Linked DNA regions of Homo sapiens: region 2 is linked to region 1. Evidence: read pairs that join two places in POLR2A ChIA-PET (ENCODE). Cell type or tissue: PC-9. All regions are shown on one strand. Region 1 holds the start of LPAR5 (lysophosphatidic acid receptor 5). Region 2 overlaps SCNN1A (sodium channel epithelial 1 subunit alpha).

The links. Peaks named below come from ENCODE experiments on the same cell type or tissue, not always from the same donor. Only the 100,000 strongest peaks of a DNase experiment are listed, where the experiment ranks them.
Region 2: POLR2A ChIA-PET joins it to region 1 with 7 read pairs; 2 of 35 experiments call an interaction of 5 or more read pairs at or near these places.

The regions. Positions count from the first base shown.
Region 1 is chr12:6,633,949-6,637,948 of GRCh38, reverse strand. LPAR5 (lysophosphatidic acid receptor 5) reads left to right here and starts at 1,990. Exons shown (of 2, transcript NM_020400.6): 1 at 1,990-2,042. In PC-9, no CTCF peak of the experiment used is centred here; a DNase peak (open chromatin) is centred at 1,798; H3K4me3 peaks cover 1,395 bases; H3K27ac peaks cover 1,206 bases.
Region 2 is chr12:6,350,586-6,354,585 of GRCh38, reverse strand. SCNN1A (sodium channel epithelial 1 subunit alpha) reads left to right here. Exons shown (of 13, transcript NM_001038.6): 8 at 31-148. It overlaps LOC107984500 (a long non-coding RNA gene), which reads right to left. Exons shown (of 4, transcript XR_007063191.1): 2 at 1,746-1,857; 3 at 1,392-1,488. Among named protein-coding and RNA genes, the nearest start is that of TNFRSF1A, 11 kb to the right of the region's middle. In PC-9, no CTCF peak of the experiment used is centred here; no DNase peak of the experiment used is centred here; H3K27ac peaks cover 579 bases.

The DNA.
Region 1 (4,000 bases):
CTCAGGGAAGCAGCCATCTGCCAGGAGAAGCAGAAGACCTGAGAACCCAGGGAGGTGAACTGAGGAAGGCCAAGAAGGCTGGGGCCCTAGGGATGATGTGGGCATGTGGGCACCTGTCTTCATTTCTGAAGCCCTAAGCCCCGTGATGTCAGATGCGAGTGTAGTATTGTTCCTCTGTAGGATAAAGGCCAAAGCCTGATGAGATCTTTTCCAAAGGGACCAATCCTGGGGTATAGGGAGTGTGCACCTTGCACTTAATCAGGAAGGGAAAAACCAGGAACTATAGCCTAGATCAGGAAACCTTGGGGTTGTTTTTGTTGTTGTTGTTTTGTGTTTGAGACAGGGTCTCGCTCTGTCACCCAGGCTGGAGTGCAGTGGCATGATCACCACCCACTGCAGTCTTGACCTCCTGGGCTCCAGCCACACTCCTACCTCAGCCTCTCAGGTCCCTGTGACCACAGGAATGTGCCACTAAGCCTGGCTAATTTTTATATTTTTTTGTAGAGATGGGGTCCCTCCATGTTGCCCAGGTTGGTCTCGAACTCCTGGGCTCAAGCAATTTTCCCACCTCGGCCTCCCAAAGTGCTGGGATTACAGGAAGGAAACCCTTGGTGTACAGGAATTTGCCAGATGATCTGGATGTTTAAGTGGTTGCATCTTAACAACCTACATTGAGGTATGACTCCAGCATTGGCCTTTATTATTATTATTATTATTAGTGAGACGGAGTCTTGTTCTGTTGCCTGGGCTAGAGTGCAGTGGCACTATCTTGGCTCACTGCAACCTCCGCCTCCTGGGTTCACGTGATTCTCTTGCCTCAGCCTCCTAAGTAGCTGGGATTACAGGCGCACACCACCATGCCCGGCTAATTTTTTGTGTATTTTTAGTAGAGAAGGGGTTTCACTATGTTGGCCAGACTGGTCTTGAACTCCTGACCTCGTGATCTGCCCGCCTCGGCCTCCCAAAGTGTTGGGATTACAGGTGTGATCCACCGTGCCTGGCTCAGCATTGGCCTTTAATAAGTTGACATATCCCAAAGTATGTTCCAGGGACACTGTAGAGTCTCTCTCCCTTCTATAGGTTCGCAGTAATTAACAGCATTTTGTTAAAGCTTGCTTACTATGACAGTTCAAACATGCACAAAAATAGAAAAGTATAATGCACTGTCATGTACCCTTCACCCAGTTTCCATGATCAACACAAGGCCTATCATCTGACAGCATGTTAAGGCCCTCCGGAGCGCGGTAATAGAGAAACCTGTTTAACCTAGTGCTTCCCAAACTCATTTCACCACAATCCCTTTTCCACCTACCACCAAAAAACTTGAACTTGTTTTTATTTATTGAGCATGGACAACATGCCCAGCCCTGTGCCCACAGGGCCACTTGTCTCTGTGTTGTCTGGCCCGAGGACACAAGACAACGGGCTGAGGAGAAACAGACCTAAGCAAAGAGGAACCATCCAGCCTAGTGACTGCTCGATGCGGGAGCCAAGTGTGCTCAGTGGGAGGCAGGACCTAGCAGAGCACTGTCATGAAGAGGGCCCCGGGCAGGGTGGGGCACAAGCCACGAGTGGCATGGACTAAGCCACGAGTAGCATGGACTAAACCACCTGGCAGACCTAGGAAAGGAAGACAGACACCCAGGGGGAACCGGTGAGGACAGCGAGAGGCTGGTGGGTTAGTCATCTGGCATCAGACGGTGGGTGTGCCAGGAAGAGTTCCCAGACACAGCAGGAATATCTGAACGATGGGTGGGGGCAGTTCCTAGTCGGGGCTGGATTAAGTATCCTTAGCTGCTGGGGTTTCTTCTCTGGCCAGTCCGTGAAGGCCTCTGAGGGCAATGCTTCCTCTTCACTCTCTCCTTGGCCCGTGTGGGGTTGGGTGAGTGCACTGAGCTGGGAGGGATGGGCTGAGATCTGCTGAGGTGGGTGTGTCCCCTCCCGCCCTGGGAGCAGGTCCTACCAGCCCAGCCCAGCCCAGCCCAGCCCAGAGCAGGCAGCGGAAGCCAGCTTGGGGCAGCGCAGAGCAACACGGAGCACAGGTATGGGGGTGTCACGAATTGAACTGCACAGGGAGCACAAGGGGAGCACCCCCCTGTAGAAATGGGAGATTTGGGTGGGGGACAGAGAAGAGGGTGGGCATGGGCCCTGGAAAACCCTTCTGAACAGAGTAAAAAGCCGAAAGGAGCTGCCTCAAATAGACAGATCTTTTCAGATGGCGCTGGACAAACAGCTAACATGCCTGCTACACCTCGGGAGTGCTCCTCTTTGATGCTTGAAGCCCCCACTCTGGGGCATCTCGCAGAGGCTGTGTCCTCCCCCTCCCCCTCTAGGCCCCCACTGTGGAACTGAGCCTTGGGCCTCCCAGGGAGGGCCCTCTGGGGACTGTTTACACACTTTTTCCACTCGCAGTTAAACCTCAACCCCTACACCACACATCCCCCAGGGCCAGGCAGATGACAATGAGCTGATCTAATCAAACTTGCTAATGGGTTGACTGGCAGAGATGTGTTCTCAGTGTTATCCTTCCCAACTAGCCAAGGTGTACTGTAATGGGGTCTTCAGGAAGTGCTGCCTTAACCCAAAAGGTGCATCTATATAAGGGGATTAGACTGATGGTCTTTGATGTCCCTATGGCTCTGATAGATGGTGGCTTCAGGGGATGGAATTTTGGAGGTGGGGGACATATTCGGAGGTCAGCAGGGCTTTATGATACCTTCACATCACACCATGAGGATGGGGCCTACCTCTTCCCTGTGGTTGTGGGGCCCCCATGACAAGAAGGGGACCTCCACCAGATTGTATCTCCAGAACTACTCCTTTTTTTCTCTCTTCCTTCCTTCCTTTCTTTTTTTTTTTTTTGAGACAGAGTCTCCCTTTGTCACCCAGGCTGGAGTGCAGTGGCACGCTCTCAGCTCACTGCAACCTCCGCCTCCTGGGTTCAAGCAATTCTCTGCCTCAGCCTCCTGAGTAGCTGGGATTATAGGTACGCACCACCATGCCCGGCTAATTTTTGCATTTTTAGTAGAGACAGGGTTTTACCATCTTGGCCAGGCTGGTCTTGAACTCCTGACCTCATGATCCACCTGCCTCGGCCTCCCAAAGTGCTGGGATTACAGGCATAAGCCACGGTGCCCAGCCATTTTTTTTTTCAAGACAGGATCTCACTCTGTTGCCCAGGCTGGAGTGCAGTGGCATGAACATGGCTCACTGCAGCCTCAAACTCCTGGGTTCAAGCAATCCTCCCACTTCAGCCTCCCGAGTACCTGGGACTACAGGCAGGCACCACCATGCCCGGCTAATTTTTTTTTTTTTTGAGATGGGGTCTCGCTCTGTCGTCTAGGCTAAAGTGCAGTGGCATGATCTAGACTCACTGCAAACTCCGCCTCCTGGGTTCAAGCTATTATCCTGCCTCAGCCTCCAGAATAGCTGGAAATATAGGCTTGAGCCACCACAACCAGCTACTTTTTGTATTTTTTTTGGGTGTGTGTGTGTTTGTGTAGAGACAGGGTTTCACCATGTTGCCCAGGCTGGTCTTGAACTCGCGCTAAAGTGATCCATTCGCCTCTGCCTCCCAAAGTGCTGGGATTACAGGCGCGAGTCACACACTCGGCCTCTGTTAGTTTTTTGAAATTTTTTTGTAGAGCGGAGCGTGGTGGCTCACACCTGTAATCCCAGCACTTTGGGAGGCCAAGGCGGGCAGATCACAAGGTCAAGAGATCGAGACCATCCCAGGCAACATGGTGAAACCCCCGTCTCTACTGAAAAGACAAAAATTAGTTGGGCACGGTGGCACGCACCTATAGTCCCAGCTGCTCGGGAGGCTGAGGCAGGAGAATCCCTTGAACCCGGGAGGCGGAGGTTGCAGTGAGCTGAGATCACACCACTGCACTCAAGCCTGGCAACAGAGCGAGACTCTATCTCAAAAAAAAAATATTTTTTGTAGAGATGGGGTCCCACTATGCTGCCCAGGCTGGCAGAAATCCTCCTTTTAGGGTGA
Region 2 (4,000 bases), 280 kb after region 1:
CCCTCTCCTCTCCACCCTCCTCCCTTCCAGGTGTGTATTCACTCCTGCTTCCAGGAGAGCATGATCAAGGAGTGTGGCTGTGCCTACATCTTCTATCCGCGGCCCCAGAACGTGGAGTACTGTGACTACAGAAAGCACAGTTCCTGGGGTGAGACTCCAGGGAGCCCCCACCCTGCCCCACTGACCCCAGTACTCACTGAGGCACTTTTTCCTCTCAGTCCCCTGTTTGTGGGGATGACTTCTGGCTCCCACCTGCTGGGATGAATCCTTCCTTGCTCTTGTTTTTCAGCCTTTAGTCTCTGCCTCTGTCAGTTTCCCTCTCCCTCAGTCTCTCTCTCTTTTTTTCTATTTTTTTGAAATGGAGTCTCGCTCTGTCACCCAGGCTGGAGAGCAGTGGCGCGATCTCGGCTCACTGCAAGCTCCACCTCCCGGGTTCCCACCATTCTCCTGCCTCAGCCTCCTGAATAGCTGGGACTACAGGCACCCGCCACCACGCCCAGCTAATTTTTTGGTATTTTTAGTAGAGACGGGGTTTCACCCTGTTAGCCAGGATGGTCTCAATCTCCTGACCTCATGATCCACCCGCCTCGGCCTCCCTCTCTCTTCTATCTCTGTTCCTCCCTCTCAGTGTTGCAGTCTCTCTGTTTTGGCCTTTGTGTGTTTGTCAAGGAATTGTCCCATTTAAAAACAACCTGCAGGCCGGGCGCGGTGGCTCACGCCTGTAATCCCAGCACTTTGGGAGGCCACGGCGGGCGGATCACGAGGTCAGGAGATGGAGACCATCCTGGCTAACACGGTGAAACCCCGTCTCTACTAAAAATACAAAAAATTAGCCGGGCGAGGTGGCGGGCGCCTGTAGTCCCAGCTACGTGGGAGGCTGAGGCAGGAGAATGGTGTGGACCCGGGAGGCGGAGCCTGCAGTGAGCTGAGATCACGCCATTGCACTCCAGCCTGGGTGACAGCGAGACTCGGTCTCAAAAAAAAATAAATAAATAAAATAAATAAATAAAAATAAAAATAAAAACAACCTGCAGCAGAAGGAAGGAAGAGCACGTGAGAAAACCTCCAGCGGTTCCTCAATGGCTCCTAAGGTTTCAGTGCATGCTCTGCCCACAGCTTCCCTGCTCAGTGCCCAGGGCGCTTAGCTGGGCAGGCTCTGGAGGGGCTGGGTGGGGTACACAACACTTCCCTGGGGAGCAGGAAGAAAATATTAGAAGATACATGGGTCTGTCTCATTCCTTCACATTTTCCATCTTATGTGCTTTAGAATGGACATACTGTATCCATTCAATAGTAGAGGTATATAATTTATAAATCAAATACATGTATTGGACCTGTTTAAGATTTTTTTTTTAACTGAACAAGGGCACAATCAGTAAAGTTTGGAGCACCTTGGAATCTCCTCCTTATCCTGGTATAGGACTAGACAAATCTCTTTCCTTTTGACTACAGTTGAGTTGTTTGGCAGGGAAGTCGTGTGCCAGGAAGCTGAGAGAGAAAGAAAATCACAAAAAGAAAATATGTAAGCTGCAAGGGTTTGCATTCCTGGAGTTCATGCTCTTCCCTGGCACAGCTGGCCTGTTCCCCCTGCAGTTCCTCCTCCCAGGGCTCTCCCCTGGGCCCAGCTGTCCCACAGGGTGGGCGGAGGGCCATCACGGGAGGGGACATGGTAGTGGGCACTGGAGACACAGAGGCCCTCAAAGGCAGCGGATTGTCTCACCCCAGAGTTCAGCGTCCATCCCTACCTTGTTCCTGTCTGTGGTGACTTTTCCACTTCTGTCCTTCCCTGGGCTGGCTCCGCAGTTCTCTTCTGCCTGGACTTTCCAGTCGTGGCCTCCTGGTTCCTGTCTCTCTGACCTTAGAGGATTGTAGCACATCAGAACTGGGGGAAACCCAAAGGCCATCTGGCCTCATCTCCTGTCTCAGATGAGCAAATTAAGGTCCAGGGGGAGGATGTGACACGTCCCAGGGTATACAGAACTGGGATGGAGGAGATGCCACCTGTGATTTCTCCCTCCCCTCAAATAATTATTTCTACTTTGTGGGTTTGCACATCTGTGAGTGAAAAATAACAATATTGATTGCTGAGAAGTTGTGAGGATGAGAGAGGAAGTAAGGCTAAAAGCACAGTCTGTTGCATTTCCTAGGGCTTACTTCCCCGGAGAAGAGGGCCAGCTGCTTCCCCTTCTTCCTAAAGATCTCCAGCCCTGGTAGGGATTTGGGTCAGAAATGAAGAAGGACTTCAGACTGAGGAACTAAAAGTAGCAATAATGACAAAATAACCTTACTTAGAATTTGGGAAATAGGGGAGGAGGTGAATCTACAGTTCCATTATTATTATTATTATTTTGGTAATAGCTTTATTGAGATAATTTATATCCCATACATTTCACTCATTTAAAGCATACAGCTTCATTTTAGTCAAATTTTAGTTTTAATTTTACGTTTTAAGTATAGTCCCAGAGTTGTGCAATCATCATATAATCAGTTTTGGAATATTTTTAGTGTTCCCAAAAGAAACCCTGTACTCACTCAAGCCAGGCACAGTGGTTCATGCCTGTAATCGCAGCACTTTGAGAGGCCAAGGTGGGCAGATCACTTGAGCCCAGGATTTCGACACCAGCCTGGGCAACGTGGCGAAACCCTGTCTTTACAAAAATTAGCTGGGCATGGTGGTGCACACCTGCAGACCCAGCCACTTGGGAGGCTGAGCTGGGAGAATCACCTGAGCCCAGGAGGTCAAGGCTGCAGTGAGCCATGATCAGGCCACTGCACTCCAGCCTGGGCAATGGAGTGAGACCCTGTCTCAGATAAATAAATAAATAAACCTTGTACTCATTAGCAAGTCCCAAGCTTCCCTCCCCTCCTCCACCACTGCCAGCCCTTGGGCAACCACGATTCTTTCTTTCTCTCTCTATGGATTTGCCTATTCTGAATCTTTTTTTTTTTTTTTCTTCTGGAGACAGAATCTCCCTCTGTCGCCCAGACTGGAGTGCAGTGGCGCGATCTTGGCTCACTGCTACCTCTGCCTCTCAGGTTCAAGCAATTCTCCTGTCTCAGCTTCCCGAGTACCTGGGACTACATACAGGCGCATGCTGCCAAGCCCAGCTAATTTTTGTATTTTTTAGTAGAGATGGGGTTTCACCATATTGGTCAGGCTGGTCTCAAACTCCTGACCTCAGGTGATCCGCCCACCTCAGCCCCCAAGTGCTGGGATTACAGGCATGAGCCACTGCGCCCGGCTATTCTGAATCTTTCATATAGATGGAATCTTAGAGTGTGTGACCCTCGTGTCTGCCTTATTTCACTTAGCATAATATTTTCAAGGTTCATCCGTATGGTAGCAATAGCAGTGCCTCATTCCTTTATATGGCTGAATAACAACACTCCCTTGTATGGATAGACCACACTTTGTTTACCCATTTATCAGTTAGTGGACATTTGTGTTGTTGCCACTTTTTGGTTATTGTGAATAATGCTGCTGTGAGCATTTGTGTACAAGTTTTTGTGTGGACGCATGTTTTCCATTTTCTTGGGTATATACCTAGGAATGGAATTGCTAGGTCATATGGTAATCTATGTTTAACCTTTTTTGAGGAGCTGCCAGGCTGTTTTCCGAAGTGACATCACCATTGTACATCCCTAGCAGCAGTATAAGAGGTTTTCAGTTTCTCCACATCCTGCCAGTTCTTGTTATTGTCTTTTTAAATTTTTATTTATTTATTTATTTATTTATTTATTATTTATTTTGAGAAGACTCTCACTCTGTTGCCCAGGCTGGAGTGCAGTGGCACGATCTTGGCAAACTACAACCTCCACCTCCTAGGTTCAAGCAATTATCCTGCCTCAGCCTCCCAAGTAGCTGGGATTACAGGTGTGCACCACCACACCCGACTAATTTTTGTATTTTCAGTAGAGACTGGATTTCACCATGTTGGCCAGGCTGGTCTCGAATTCCTGACCTCAGGTAATCCACCTGCCTCAGCCTCCCAAAGTGTTG